2 separate regions of the Mus musculus genome follow, and region 1 is linked to region 2. Evidence: chromatin loops called from intact Hi-C (ENCODE). Cell type or tissue: left cerebral cortex. All regions are shown on one strand. Each heading gives the region's core, and the rest is flanking DNA. Links, peaks and the distances in the headings are about the cores only.

Region 1 (7,979 bases), core at 1,956-4,455, 340 kb before region 2:
TTTACTGTCTGGAGCCAGCACCTTCTCTCAGAGACACACGGCTCCCCAGCTGAGCCTGCTGGGCTGTGCTGGTGAAAGGACTCGGGGTCACCTCATCCAGGGTTGAGCTGTGTGACCTTGGACATATCACTTAACCTTTCTAGGCTTCTGTTTTCTCATCTATGAAGTAAACTGGTAATAATAATAGCTCCTTCCCAGGGGTGTCATAAATATTAAGTGGGATGAATTTTGGAAGGTACCTTGGAAAATGTCAGGTGCCACACAGTCATTAGCTGGGACTATTTACCACCTGCTGAGTGAATAATATCACTTTATTTTTGCCCAGCACTTCAAGCTTCAAAGGCCCCTTTGTTATGCTGTTGGGCTTTGAATGTTTATCTCTCTCCCCATCCTTCCCAAGGACATGTGTCCACTCTGACAAGTCTGTCTGAGAGGCTGGGAGCTCCAGGGGGGTAGTGACCCCCTTTGGTCCCCACTTCCTCTGGCCACCTATCAGGCTTTCCTGTTTGTTCATTGGACCCAATTCCTATGGGGAACCCTTGGCTATTCTCAGTCCCCACATCTCTAGACCTCTGAGCCCCGATGCTTTGACAGTGGTCTCAAGTATGATTCTGGTACAAGGGGTCCACCTCCTGGCTCTCAGGGATGGGATGGAGAGGGAAGGGAGAGGCTATGGGTGGAGCATGCACTCAACTGCTCCAGCTATGGGTTGTTGACCCAGGCATGAAGCAGCAGACTGGGATCCAGGTTCCTAGGAAGGGCATCTGGGTTTTGTACAGGGCCATTGCCTCTCTCTGGCTTCAGGAACTTGGGAAGGTGTCCTCCGGGTATCATTCCTCTGCACTGCAAAATGCAGGGGATGGGGTAGGGTGGTGAGAAGGCCCTTGAGATTTTACTTTTCAACTTTTCAATTTTACTTTGAAACAGTTGGAAAATGTTTACAGTTCCTGCCCCACATCCTACTGTTCCTCATCAAAGGGGTACAGCCCTGTGACACTCTCCTGTGAGAATCTTGTAGAAAACACGGTTTTCGTGGACACCAAGGTCCATAGGCTGCCAAGAGCATCCAAGATATTATAAAGGAGTTGATCTAAGATGCTGGAAAATGCATGAGGTAAAGAGATGAGGTAGATGGAGAAGGGGCAACGGGTAAGGTGTTAACAGGGCCTCCCTCTCTACATTTGTTTCCTGCAGAATTCCAAATTGAGGTGCTGATGCTGTGTTGGTGGTGGGCAAGCCTGCTGATGTCGGCAAGGCTGGACCGTGAGACTACGTGGGTGCCGATACTGTGAGACAAGGACACTCCTGATCAGCTCAGGCCTCTCCAATCCCTTTTCCTAGAAGGTTTCCAATTTGCCACCAGAGGCTGTAGGAAGAAGGGCCCTTCCTCCTGGATCCACCCACCCTGCATCAAGGAGGCAAGCAGAAGCTGTGTGAGGCCAGAGCAGTCAAATGACTGGAAGAAAGAGTCTGGTGATTCTGTTCTGTGCGCTGGGCAAGGGTGCAGACATCTCACATTAAGTGTCCCGACACCCAGAGGTGTGTCTCGTCACCACCGCCTTCTTAGCCGAGAAATAACAAATTGCATATGTTTATCACATGCAACATGGTTTTGGGGAACGCATATGCTATGAAATGGCTAGAATGGGCTAATTAGCATATGCATGATCTCACATATTTATTATTTAAATTTCTCGAACACTTAGAATCTATCTTCTTGGCATGGCGCAAGAATATAATAGATTGTTATTAACTGCGGTCACTGTAGTGTACAATAGAACTCCTGAACGCACTTGTCCAGTGTAATGAAAGTGTTGTTTATTTTGTCAAATACGTCTTCGGTACCCTCCCGTTCCCTCTATTTTCCAGGTGAAGAAACTGAGGCTTACACGGCAGCAATCACAATTGGCAGGTGATAGGGTCTCAGCTCAAACGTTCACGCTGTTCCCACTGCTTGCCTCTCTAACACATCGACTCGGGTCTCCTCTCAACAGGGAGGGGACCGTACTGGCACCTTGTGATAGAGCCACTAGTGTCCTTTCTTTACAGTCTCTTGAGATCACTGGGGGAAATGTGTGTGAAAAGTAAAGTGTGAGTCTATCTAACATCTATGCACTTCAGAACCAGGACAGAACCCTGTGACAATCGTACACTGCACCCGACACTCCCTGGAAATGGCTCCTGTGTATCCTGGACTTTGGGAACCCCTCTGGGGACCCTCCTGGGGTTTCTGGACCTGGCTGAGGTACCTGTCTCTCTAGCCTTGTCTGGTCCTGGCTGCTAGTGCTGGCTGAGCTACAGCTATCTAGATGGCTGACACCCACCTGGAAACCTGAGAGGCTCCTCAGCCCCCACCCGGCAGACACCAGTCATTGCTGCTGATGGGGATCTGCCAGAAGGGCTCAGCTGGGCTTTGGGCCTCTCCGTCTCCTCCAATAATGACTTCCTATAAATCAGATCTGCCCTCCGCTTTGTTCCACACTGCTCCCAGCCAACAGCAGAACTCTCCACCCAACATCATAAATCCACCTCCATTTTCTTTCCAAATTTCCTTAAAGGCTTCTTTAATCACCACCTTGCAGCCTGGGCAGATGCTCCCTCAAAGGGGGTGTGGCCTGAGTGCAGAGGTCCTGGGAAAAGGGTAGGGCCTGGGAGAAGGAGGCCATGTGCAGAGGGAAGAAGGATGACGGTGACAGAAAGCTGCACTCCATTTGGGGAGGGGATAAAGATGCCCGCCTGCATAGTGCCTAGACGGGAAGACACAGACTTCATGCCTCCATGACAGATGGGCTGGCTCTCTCAGCTCCATCCTTGAGCTAGCTCAAGGCCCCAGGAGATGCCCAGCAGAGAAGCCTGGTGCCACTGTGTCAGAGCCATAGGCCCAGGCTATGGACTAGGCATCCCCATGTTATTTCCTTCTCCAAAACACTGTGAAGGTAGAATTTGTGTGGGGAGAGGTCATTGTCTTCTATGGCTGTCCAGGCCGGCGTAAGCCTGCTCCCTTTAGCCACTCTGCTAGTTGGCTGGGTCAAGGTGCCTGGTGAGATACCACAGGACTGCTGCTCTCTCCTATGCCAAACCCTCTGTGGGACGGACACCACTTCTCAGGGTTCCCACACATCTCAGCTCCCAGCCTTTCCTGGCTCCAAGTGGTCTCTGATAGTTGAAGAGACCTTGGAGTGGTTAGGGAGCCACAGCAAGGGACAGCAGGCTCTCTACTGCCACTGTGGGTACTAGCAGCTCAGGTTCAGACACCCTCCAGGGGCTCAGTCCCCTGAGAGCAGGCATTTCAGCCACTAGATGGCACTGTGACCCAGCAGAGTGGTAGTGGATGCCAGAATCAATAGTGTCTGGAGAGATCTCCCTTCCCCCCTCCTGCACAACTAACAACTTGTGTGTGGTTTGCGTGCCATTGCTCTCCAGCCCCCCACCACTGCAGCCTGCTGTCCTGAGCACCCCAGGCCAGACAGCTGCTTTGGCCTGACAACCTGCATACACAGTTCAGGGCCTGTCTGCCAATTCATACCCAGAGGGTAAGGGGCCTTCCCTTTACCAGCTGGGAGCAGCTTGCTCTAGTTGGAGGTCATCAGAAAGGTCAGCTGGTTATGGCTGGTTTAAGCATCAGGACATAAGGCCCCAAGTGCTGGCTTTCTCCAAGTCTCCTAAGTGACCTTGTACAAGTCCTTTCTGCTCTTTGGACCTAGTCTGATCCCTTGGCAAATGGGAGGTCCTCCCACCCAGTCCTGGTGGCTGCCCTCAAAAAAAAAATGGGAGCTCTGTGGCTTGGCTGCAGAAGCCTCAGTTCCCTGAAGCACATCTGGCCACTGCTTGCTTCTCCCTCCCAGCCTGCTTAGGCCTTGCTTGTCCCTCCTGGCTTCCCAGACCCCTTCCTTGCACTATTCTGGCAATGAGCGCTGGCCACCTGCCCAGAGTCTTGGCCATTGGGCTGGGCTCAGCATAGTGGCCCTTACATTTGGGGTTCATTCCTAGGGCTCAAGGGAGCACTCTGGGGTCATTTCCCAGCCAGATGTCCATGTGTCATTAACCGAGTGACAAGTGGGGGTTGCAGGATAATGTTGGGGGGCTGGGGAAGGCAGGCAGACAGAACAGTAACTTGGTAGGCCAAATTGGTTCTTGCCAGCCAAATAGCTTCTGGAAGTCTGCAGAACTGCTCTTATGTGTCCTCTGGGTATGCCAGCTGCCCCGGCCTCCTCCATCCCTCCACAGAAGCTGCTGCCCCCGCCTTGGGTTGCCCTATCCTTCCAGCACGGCCAGCACAGTTGGCTGGGGCTCCCATCGCATCTCTGCTCCTCAGCTGTCTTTGCTTGCGCCCCTCCTATCCCTCCTGGGTTCTGTGCCAGCCCAGCCAGCGTGAACAATGCCCCCTTCATGCTCCAGCCTCCTGAATTCTTCCATTCTGCGTGTAATGCACTCTCCCCGTCCTTGCCTCCCTTCCATCTCATCATTTTCAAGTGTTTCATCCCCCAGCCCATACCCCTCCCTCTCCTGCAAGATCAAGGCACTTAATTGCCAAGCCAGCCCAGTACACAGAACTGGGAGCTTACTCAGAAAAATTGACTGTACCAATCTGGGCTGAAGCGCCTCATGTTTATTCTTCTTCCCAGGGAAACATGGTTTATGACTGACACTCAGCCTCTCCGCCGCACGTTTATGCCCAGGGCTCTCAGGCACATTGATGGGGCTTGAGCCATGCAAACTATTTTATTGTCTAGTCATTTGTCCCCAAAAACTTTGTCAGATAGGCCAGCATCAATCTCTGTCTCTCATGGAGGTGGCAAGTCGGCTGGGTAAGGGCACCGCTCACTCCTGCAACCTTTCCAGCATGCAACTTGGAGATTTGCTACTACCAGCCCAGTGTCTGGAGGAAGGGAGGGGCCCACTTCATCTCCCCTGCCACTTTCCAGCTCCACAAGCCTTGAGTGTAGGCTGGCCGACGCTGTGGTCGTGTCCGTGGTATAACTTGGAGCAGATGTACGGGGAAGGCTAGCTAACGGGAGGATTTCTACATCCCAACTGCAAGGCGGGTGTGAACGAGACCAAGTTGTTATGCACAGGCCTGGCTTCCTGATTTTTGGCACTCACAACAGGAACTGGATGGCTCTGCCATCAACAGCCTATTGGCAGATTATCAGAGTTTAGTCAGCAGCCCTGCTGGAATTAGAAAAACAGCCTTCCCTAGAAAGAGCTCCTGTCAGAGGCTCTCTCTGACAATAGGTCCCCCATCCAGAAAGTTGAGGGGGGAGCGCACCTTCCATAAAAAGTGCGGGAGAGGGTTTGGAACAAGAACACAATTCTTTGAGCTCAGTTATCCGAGACGGGACCCAGCCGGAGCTTAGGGACTTAGCGCTCAATTCCTGGCCGCTTATGTGTAAGTAAATAATTTCATCTGCTGTTGGGCAATAAAGAAAGCTTTAAATCTCAGCTCCTGTGATCTGTCAGATTTCACCAATGCAATCTGCTCACTCATCACTGGGGTTACAGCAGGGGAGGGGGCACGGGGTTCCTGGGACAGGATACATGGTGTTCTTTCCCTTTCACTTCATGCCTGCTGTACGGTATCCCCACCCCGCCAAGCTCACACCTGCCAGGGATCTCACCTCCCCTTTGGAGAGGCAGCATACATGGTGGGAAGGGAAAATGCCTTCCTCCCTGCTCAGGGATTATAAACCTTCTCTGTCCTCCTGGTTGCTGATGACTTAGACACAGCTCTCTGCAGGGCCCTGGACCCCCAGCCCCAGCCCCTCTACTAATAACTCTGCTTACCTGTGTACTTGCTGACCCCAGCCTCAGCCGCCACGTCCCTGAGTGCCAGGATCCCCCGGGACAGGTCACTGGCCTCAGGGTCCATTTCGATGAGGGCATCAGGCCCCACATCACCATAGGCATAGTTGGCTATGTAGATAGAGTATCTTCCAGAGCCCTGAGGAAGAAGAAAAGGAGGAGGGTGAGAAGCCCTGGCCATGCTAGCCCTGGCTTCCCCAGGATTTGTCCCCACCCCAGGGATCATAGCTTCATCAGTGGGTTGAAGCCTGTGCTGCTACAACCCTGACAGGTGCTCATCACAAAAGCTGCGTGCAAATGACGACCCCCCCCTCCGCCCCTTCTCGAGCCAGACAACAAAGCAGCCTCTCTTGTTCTATCCTGTTCCAGAAGAACACATCTCTCCCTCTCCCCCACAACCACCTTTTTATAGACAATTTTCTAATGTGCCTCCCTCCAGCTGAGCTCGCTCCAGCTGCCAGCCAGGGTAGCTGCTCAATAAATATTTGCTGATTGATTGATCTACCAGTTCCCATTATTCTCTGTCTCTCTCTCTTTCTCTCCCATTCAAGCCCACTCCAGCCAAGATGACAAGCAAATTCCTAAGCCTGCTCCCTCTCCTCCTTCCGGGAAAGGCACGGATTCGCGGGGTCTTCCATCTGCCTTCCACTCCCGTCTCCCATATTATCAAGAGGAGATATTTCACTGTTTTGGCCTTTATAATACTGTCTCCGTCTTTTTTTTTTCCCCCTCCAGAAGAAGGGGAAGCCTGGGGCACTGGCTTTTCCTTCAGTAGCCATTCTCAGTAGTCCAAACCCCACAGATAAGATTCCTTTATGCCTGTTATTATAATGGTGTTACTTTTTTTTGGTGGATGCTTCCTTCTTCCCAGGAGATACACAGTTTCTAAATTTGTTTGCAGCTTCCCCATTATCTTCTCATCTCTTCTGTCCAGAAGGTATTTCTCCAGCTCTTACGGTCTATAGGATGCTCTTCACACCTTGTAAATTCTGAACCCACAGACCCTGTCCTTGGGTGGCTTAGAGTCTAGTGTGGAAGGACAGCTAGAGCAGAAAGAGAACAAGCTGAGCTTGAGTTGACAAGGTGATGCTGTGGTCCTCATTGGCTTCTGTTTGCTTCATTCTCTTATCCTACAGCATCTCTATCGGGCCGGCCAGGGTCCTCACTCCACCCCTTCTTAGGACCATTTTCTCTGGGGTTGGGGGAGCTGATCCAGAGACACTCAAGTGTGCGCGACTTGGTGGCTGAGGACAGGGAAAGATGCTTAGAGTTTCCAGGGGACACAGAGATGTCAAAACCACACCCAAGTGCATGGCAGATGTAAGGCACAGGGTTTCCTGGTTGGCAGCCTGGAGGCTGGCACCTCGCTATGCCAACTTTAGGAAAGGTTTTTTATGAAGGGTCCAAGCCAGTGAAGCAGAGGGGAAGAACCATCCGGGCAGAGACAGGGAATGGTGGGTGCACAGAAGGCATGGTTCAGTGTCACCAGAAGGTAAAACACAAGGCAGGAAGTGTTAGGAGATGAAGTTGGAGACTGGGAGGCTGTTGCCCGAAGGCCTCACTGCCTCTTCTCCTTGGGTTATTGAATTTCAACCCTGGTATCTGGGAATCAATGCTTTATAGGTCCCATGACTCAAAGTGGTCCCTAGATAGCACCCCTGATGCCATCTGGGAGCCAGTATTAGAACTAAAGAACCCCAGGGCCCACCCCAGACTTACAAGAATCTATATTTTAATAAGACCCCACAGGACGCTTAGGCAAACTAAAATTTAGGATGCTTTACGACCCATTGGCTTCTCGATAGAGGAAAACTTTGAAAGGTTCTCACTCCACTCCTACCTACTCCAGGAGCTTGGTGTGTGTGTGTGTGTGTGTGTGTGTGTGTGTGTGTGTGTGTGACTTGAGGTGATTGGATGAAGAAAGAAGAGGGCCAAAGAGAAAGGTGCACCAGGGTGAACCATTCCTGACTCCACCACCTGTTTAGCAAGCCCATCAGCAAATGGACAATTAAGTCCACACGGGCTGAAATGCGCTCTGCTACAAATTAGGAGATTTATATAATTCAGTTCTACCTAGATCCTTACTTCAATTCATCAGGGTGATAAAGCAGATAAACACAGACATATTATAGCTACAGAAGATTGCAGAAATTCACACGTGAACTTGACCACAGTAA
Region 2 (7,979 bases), core at 2,185-4,684:
GACTTCTGATGCCCTCTTCTGGACTCCTTGGTCATCTACCCTTGTTTGCACACACACACACACACACACACACACACACGTGTGCATGCACATGCACATGAACATTGGTGCATGCATATATACATGCATGCACAAGAGTATACACACACACACACACACAAATAAAACAAATCTTTTTTAAACGTAGGAAGCCCACCCAGTTCAGAGAGGTAAAGCGACTTGTCTCAGCCACTCAGTAAGTGGCTGGTTCAGAACTCAAATGGTTCAGAACCCGTCCCATTATCCCTGTTAAGAGATGATCCATTCCTAGATGTAAACTGATAACTTGATGTGTTATTCTGCTTTGGAACTGTATCAGTCAGGACAGCGTTGGTTAGGACACAGTGACAAACAGCTCTCAAATCTCGGTGGCTTAAAGCTATCGTTTCCTTTCTTGCTCTATGAACATGGCCATTACAGGTCAGCAAGAAAGCTGTGCTCACCGCAGCAGCTCACAGAGATGAGTGGATGGCATAGCTATCATTTCAAGTGTTGCCAACCACTGTCTATCCTAGTCAGGGTTTCTATTGCTATGGTGTAACACCATAATCAAAAGCAAGTTGGGGAGGAGAGGGCTCATTTGGCTTACACTTCCACCTCAGAGTCCATCACTGAAGAAAGCCAGGATAGGAACTCAAGCAGGACAGGCACCTGGAGGGAGGAGCTGATGCAGAGGTTATAGAGGAGTGCTGCCCACCAACTTGCTCATCTTGGCTTGCTCAGACTGCTTTCTTATAGGACCCAGGGTCACCAGCCCAGAGATGGCACAACTCACAATGGTCCAGGTCCTCCCCCATCAATCACTAATTAAGACATGCCCTACAGTCAGATGTTATAGAGGCATCCTCTCTATTGAGCATTCATCCTTTCAAATGACTCTAGCTTGTGGCAAATTGACACACAACTAGCCAGAGCACTGTCAGAGTTACAATAGGAACTATCAAGAGTCTAGGAACTTTCACTGGCAACTTTTAGGCCAGGTTGGCTACTGAGCCTCAGCTAAGCAGGGGGCCCCAAAGAATGTAAATATGCCCTGGGACCTATAATGATTAAAGCCAGGAAGCTTTAAAGAAATGCTAATGAATTAAAAATAATTTTGTATATAAAGTGTTTTTAATACAATAATTTTATTTTATATCAGAGTGTTATTAAAAAGTATATTATAAAGTTTATTTTCATCCTTTCTTATATTTATAATGTATGAAGAGGAATTTGGGCATTTTCCTCATTAAGTGTATGATAAATGTTGTTTACTTTACTCTAAGTTAATTATGAAAAGAGGTGATTTGTTGACAAATCTAATTTGATATGTTTTATTTGAGGAACAAAAGTATTTTAAAATGCAGATTGTAATTATAAGTTACAGCATTAAAAAAAAAAAACGAACTCTGCTTCCAAAACCTGATTTAAAGCTATTGAAAGTTTTGTGTTCTGAAAAATTACCTCATCTTTTTTTAAAATGTAAAGCATTTTCTTCTATTGAATGTTGAGATTAAAAGAAACGCTTGAAACTGCCATTTGCCGGCACGGCTTAAAAACATTAGGGGCTAGCTCATCTTTATCCCTAATAAACAACAACAAAAAAGCTAAATTGGCTCTAATTGCCTCTGTATTTTCCCTTTTTAGCACTGGGTTATGGAGTGCTGGGGAAAAATCTAGAATTATTCTGTGTTTTATGTTCCTCGTGAACCTGATATTGTATCCGGCGCCAGTGTTCCTTATGTTTCTTGTCTTAAGCCAATGGTCCATAGTAGATGTAAATTAAACTGAGTATGACTAAGTGCAGGAAGACTTTAACACTGCATGCTGGTGAAATCCACGGGTGTTTCTCCTTCAGCTGAGCCGTGAGCCAGTGGGCAAGAGACCAAGGAGTCTCACTGCCAGCTTGACCAGGTCTTCCACACAACCGTGGGCAAGTATGTAGGGATGCCAGCTGCACACTCCTGTACCTGCATGTCTTTTTGTCTGAAGCGGTAACCTCTTCGCTCCTGACTTCAAAAGAGATGGAAACCATTGTCATGGCCTTGAAGCATGGGGCCCCTTGCAGAGTGCAAGCACACTGTGGGGAAATGTCCCCAGTAGCCCACCAGAGCCTGGTACACATTTGAGATATGATTATCTTTGTGGGTTGCAGCTTCCTGTCTCCAGCCTAGGGTATTTTATAAACACTTGACTGTGTGCTGGCAGGGCATAATCTTATTTGCATAATATTGGAGGGGTAAAAAGCTAAATAATTTTCAAAAGGAGGAAAAACCAATCAGCCCTTTTTGAGTATATTCTGCTTCCTGGGTTAGTCAATTGCATTTCCCAGGCTTAGGTTATGTCTATACAACCCAGGGTTGGGGTGTGAGGGGGTGGGGGAGCTCTGATGGTCAGAAGGACCAGGCAGCTGGAAAGGAAGGCAGACGTCCCTTAGCCAGCATGTGAACTCCCAGGCCCTCCCTGCCACAAGGAGCAGAGATAATGAAGATGGAACAAGTTCAGGGAAGGGCGACCGAAGCCATGCAGGAGACATGACTTACGGGAGAGAGTTTAATTGGTTTAGCCTAAAAAGCCCATTACGCTCTCTAGTGGACATGAAAAGGCTATAAATATCTGCAAGGTGACAACAAGGGAGAGAGGCTGAGATCCATCTGGCTGGGCAGGACCTTTGAGACTGACTCAGAGGGATCAAAGACTCCGCTAAGGGTTGAAGCCCACTTCAGGGCTTTTGTGAAGTCAAATCCCTCTGTCCTGAAAATACACTCACCAGCTCTGTCATAGAGAATGGACCCACAGGGTAGCATCTAGCTGAAGTGAAGGACCTGGCTCAGACTCTTCTTGCCCCCCGCCCCCAGAAGCTTAGCCAACTTGCTAACCATCCATCTTTGTCAAGGCTTAGCTAGAAATCTCCATGGGGTGGAGGCAGGTCCCTGGGGTCTCAATCAGTTCTAATACCCACCTCCCCAGCCCCCCTGTGAAGAGTGGCCATGTTCAAGATGGAGTTGGATAGAGAAACACACACATAACAAGGTGGTGGGCAGCCTCCCACCACGGGGTCATGGGACAGATAGGATTTTGAAGGACCTGCCCAGTCACGCCTCAGAAGAGCTGGACTCACTAAATCCTCAGCTGAAGCTGGCGGACAGCTGCAGCCTTCAGGGCAGGAGCTGGAGACAGGGTGGAGGACCCCATGTGCATGTGCAGTCAGAGAAAGCTGGACAGTGTGGGATTCATCTCCACCAGCGAACAAGCAGGTCTTTGTGATGCAGCGGCAGAAGACAGAATAGGAGTCGAAGCTTCCGGGCTGGGTGGCCTCTGGTATTCCTCAAGATGGAGACTGTGGGAGTGGGAAAACTGGTCCAGGAGACAGTTGCTGCTCTTGTTTTCTTGTATTTGTTCCACTGGGGTAGGGCTGCCCAACCCCACTGTCTAGAAAGGAGACTAAGCCCAGCACTGAGCACTTGGGCTTAAAAGCAGCTCAGTGAGGCCATTTTACAGATGGAGCAGATGCTTCTAGAGGTAAACTGTCTGCTTTGAGGACTTCTCCTCTTGCAGAAGCTGAGTCTCAGAAGGGTACCACATGGTTCTCAGACTGAGGGGCTGACCTGTAACTGAGCAGAGAATCTTACCCAGAGGGCCAAGGGGCAGCCCCTGGGGAGCCCATTGCTTCTCTAAAGATGTATTCAAAAGGTGCGTGGGCATTTTTAATTGGTTCTTGTCTCTCTACCATCCCAGCTCTCTGTTGGGAGGGTGAGCCAGGGCCAATTGCATCCATGAAGAAGATGAGGAAAGGGCTGAGGGTTATGGGGATGCCACTCACAAGAAGCTAGTGGTCCCCAGGTTACACCAGGTCATAAACACAGCATCCATTGACCATGGTGAGAAAATCTCAGCTGTGTCTCAACTGTGCTAGGGTCTGAAAAGTTTGAAGGGGGAGTCCTCTAGCACTTTGGGTCTGTCCTTGAGTGTATGAGTGTGTGTGTGTGTGTGTGTGTGTGTGTGTGTGTGTGTGTGTACCCGTGACACACCTCTCTTGGTCTCCAGACTTGCTTCATCCTGGGGATGTAGCTTGCTTTGATTTCTTAAGGTCGAGCTGGGGCTGTGGGAGTTCCTAGTAGGGCTGCCTGTACCTGGAGTCCATTCTTATTTGGGTGGGGTAAGGATTCTCAAGTGACTTGGGAAAGTGATGGACAGGAAACAGATGGGCAGAGAGCTGTTGGGCAGCAGCAGCAGAGAGGCCCAGGAAGCCCCGTGTATCTGGGCAGGTATCACTGGTGCTTTGGGGACACATTACTGCCTCTCTCCTTTTGTATGTTCACCACTGAACCCAGATTTGCCCACCAGTCAGTGAACTAAATCTCACGCTTTCAGGAGGTGGATCAGCTGGGAGTCCCATGAACAGGTCAGTTCTTTTGGGATCTGTCCATCAGTGTGGTATTCCATCCTCTTCCTCTCTTCCCTCCCCTTCTCACCTCTCAGCCCAGCCCTTGGCAAGCTGCTTCAGCTGGCCCATTACCAGCACTCTCCTGCCCTCTTATGGCCACCCTGGAATCAGCCTCTGATCAGAGCCTTTCCCCAGGCCTGAAGGTGCAGCAGCCTAGGGAAGTGGGCTTGGTCCTGAACTTGGTGTGTCTAGGGCCCTGGGAGAGAGACAGAAGGCTTGATTCTACCCTGAGCCAGGGGGCTCCTTCCCCAGAGACCACCTAGTTGGCCACCCTTGGATTCTCTCTCCATTCGGGAACAAAGACAGTCCCTCAAACCAGTCCCCTGCTCAGAAACTCAGCTCTTTTTTTCCTTCTCAAACATTGTTTAACCTTTTGCTCCCTTCTTCATGCTCTGTTTCAGCTTCTGGGCTCCGGTCCCCATATCTCTGCTCCATTTCTCTGAAGGGCTGGCCCAGAGGGAGCACTCTTTCTAATCATGGATCCACCCACATCTCATGGATGCCAGAAACATGGCAGGCGGTTTTAAAGTCATCTCAAGTCCCATTGCCCACCTCTAGACTCCTCAGCAGCAGTCATGGTACTGCCAGAATTCTGTCTTTGGCTTTCTTGTATGGGGGTTTAGTCCTATTCTGCAGCGGTGGCATCTTTGAGCTGATGCAGTAACTGCGCATCACTCATTAGATGCGTTGGAGGTTCTCAGCCGGTATATGGCCGTCCAAATGCCGTTTCACAACAACTCTGTGTTTGCCTCTCTCACAGCTTCATTGATCATCATTTCTCCGGGACAGCGGGTATGTTGGGAAAGAATTTACATGAAACACCATTTTGTACTTTAAACACAGGAGGTGCACATAGTTAGGTGCCCCCCTCTGAGAATGGTTTGGGGTGCACAGACTTTCTGTCCCCTTTCTTATCTTTGAAGGGGGGTTTCCTGGGCATCTTTATCTTCCTGACCACAATCCCTCATTTTCTGGAAGAGCATATTAGCTCTGTTCTCTGAGTTGGGGCAGAAATAGGGCCCTACCATGTCTAGGACTGGATCAATTTCTGTATGCAGTAGGCCCTCACAGGTAAAACTGAATGAGTAAGTTGCTGTGTAGGGGAGATGAAGTGGACCTAGACTGGAAGGGCTAATTTCAGAATTACCCAGCACATGGGGCAATTTGGGGTCCTGACCAGCTCCTGCTCTGGAATACTCTGGAGGCTTAGGAAGCAGTTGTCCTGGGCAGGTGTTTGTTATAAGCACAGGGATGGAGAGGCACCGTTGCCACCGTCCAGGACTCAGGATGGGCCTGACTCTGTCTCTGCCTCTGTCCACTGTCGCTTTGCTAGAGGAGCACATCTCTGAGGAAATGACCATGGGAGTCTCCCAGTGGAGGCTTCCCTAGAGCTGTGCTCCCAGCCATGCTCCCCGCTGTGTGTCTGACACACAGATATGAAGAAAGCCATGTAGTGCCTGAAGAGCCCTACACTGGCAATCTGGGCTCCACTTCCCATCCCAGCTCCGCAGTTTCTGAGCTGTACGACTTTGAAGAGATCACTCCTTGTCTCTGACCGACTCTTTTCTGGTGACAAAATGAAGATGCCTGAAATTCACTCCACCAGGACCAGACACAGAGCACAGGGTCAGCCAGTATTGACCAGAAAGTCTAAATGGTTCCTCCTCTCCTTCCATGACAATTTCCTGGCTCACCTTCATTTCAAAATAGTAACTTGACCTTGAAAGCTGCTCTCTTTTCTTTCTCTGCCTCTCTTGGTCACTCTTTCTTTCCAAGTGAGGTCTCTGGGTCTTAGCATCCATCCTTCATTACAAAGTGAGGCTGTTACACAACTCACAGGGCTGTGTGAAGACAGGAATGATGTATAGCACCTGGTGTCAGGCTCACACACAGAGCACGCTCAATGGAGGCCATTTCGGTTCAAAGGAGAGGGACCGTACCCTGGTCATAGGACTGGACTAGAAATGAGCCGAATCTCCAGGTAGGTGGTCACGTTCTAGCTATCCCTTGAGGGATGCTAAGACTGAATGAGCAGAATTAGAGAAAAACTTTATTATGTAGAGTGACCAAGGCCCTGTGGGGTTGCTGTGAGAGCTTACCTGGTGCCTGGCATCTAACTGGTAGACTTCTTATCTAAATCTCCCAGGTTTTCTTGGCCAGCATGTACCCCTTTCACATGATCTGTTGGTGACATACACCCTCCATTTTGTGTGTAGTGGCTCTTTGTGCCTGCTTCATGTCATGCAATAGGAGAGGACCACTGGCCAATCCTCAACAAGGCAGGCAGTGTATCAGGATCCAGAGAGGCTCCAGGATCTGTCCCATAACCTCTCTTACTGATCACCTCCCGGGGCCTGGGAATGATGGATGTAGGGCCCAAGGTCACACACTCCTTGCCAGAATCATGCTGCCCACAGTGCAAGAAGGGCCTGCTAGGTGCTCCTAGGTCCCTGTCAGCTCTTGTTCAGGTTTGTGTCTCCCTCTGGGTGGGGTGCATAGAAGAGACACACAAGTGAACTACTATTCAAACTGAGGCACTTCGGAGAGCAAAATGAGTTGTGTTTCTAAATACATGGGGCAACCGGTTTGAGCAAGCCAGATTGGTTCCCTGTATTCTAAGTCGTGGCTGAAGACTGCAGATCTGGGGCAGGGCTCAGCTGCGGGCTCTTGCAGACCCTTCCCAAGCCCTCCCTCCCTTTGCCTTTTGTGCTCCCAGGTTGAGCACAGCTGTAGGAGCAACAGCAACTCCACACAGAAAGCAGTGCTTCATTCACTCTGCCCGTCACAGGCAGTCAAGCTGCAGACTCTGAAAATATGAGCCCCTCCCACAAGGAGTCAACGTGACATATCAGATGTTCAGGCACATCCCTGGGCTTCTGCCAAGAAATGACACTGTCAGCTCTCTCTGAATGGCAGGCTGGTAAGTGATCTGTAGAGCTCTGCCACCTTCTGCAGTTCCCTTGCTCTGTCTGACATTCTCAAGAATGTCTCATTTCACAGACAAGGAAACTGAGGCCCAAATCCCACATCTATCAGGTGGCTGATACAGGTCTTCTTCATCGGATTCCTCCAGCATCCACCCGTTTTTGCCAGCCAGAGCCTTGGTCTGCAGTCAGAGCCTCGTGCTGAGACCAGAGCGGGACTTAGGTATGAGGACTGGGAGTTATTTGCTGAAACCTCAGGGTAAGTAAGAGACACGCTGTGGTTTTGACTCAGTGCAAACACCTTAAGGAGAGGCCTCTCTACACTGGGCCAGCACTGTAGGAGATGCTTACCTCCAGCCAATGGAGCCAATGTTCTGGAATCTTCCTTGGCGTTCACAATGATAGGTTGGTAAAGCTTTCTAGTTTCTTTTATTTTCTACATTCTCCAGGCTTTTAGGTTCAACTTGTCTCTGTTACTTGCCCAGTGTTTCAGAAGCGTAACAATGTATCAAGGAAAGGGATTGATGCTGAGGAAGCCCCTACTGTGTGTCTAACAAGCCCCTACTGTGTGTCTAACACGCTCCCTCCTT

Evidence for each region. A loop is a pair of places that touch in the nucleus more often than their neighbours do. Peaks named below come from ENCODE experiments on the same cell type or tissue, not always from the same donor. Only the 100,000 strongest peaks of a DNase experiment are listed, where the experiment ranks them.
Region 1: it touches region 2 in a loop (7-fold over the local background); 25 of 42 quality-filtered maps call a loop at or near these places.

Annotation. Positions count from the first base shown.
Region 1 is chr19:42,312,821-42,320,799 of GRCm38, forward strand. It overlaps Crtac1 (cartilage acidic protein 1), which reads right to left. Exons shown (of 15, transcript NM_145123.5): 5 at 5,785-5,941. It overlaps Gm34347 (a long non-coding RNA gene), which reads left to right. Exons shown (of 3, transcript XR_386718.4): 3 at 1,195-1,806. Among named protein-coding and RNA genes, the nearest start is that of Mir3085, 37 kb to the left of the region's middle. In left cerebral cortex, for the core only: a CTCF peak has its summit at 3,279 (motif pointing right); DNase peaks (open chromatin) are centred at 3,309, 3,935 and 4,390; H3K27ac peaks cover 646 bases.
Region 2 is chr19:42,650,687-42,658,665 of GRCm38, forward strand. No RefSeq gene overlaps it. Among named protein-coding and RNA genes, the nearest start is that of Loxl4, 42 kb to the left of the region's middle. In left cerebral cortex, for the core only: a CTCF peak has its summit at 4,555 (motif pointing left); DNase peaks (open chromatin) are centred at 3,216 and 4,556.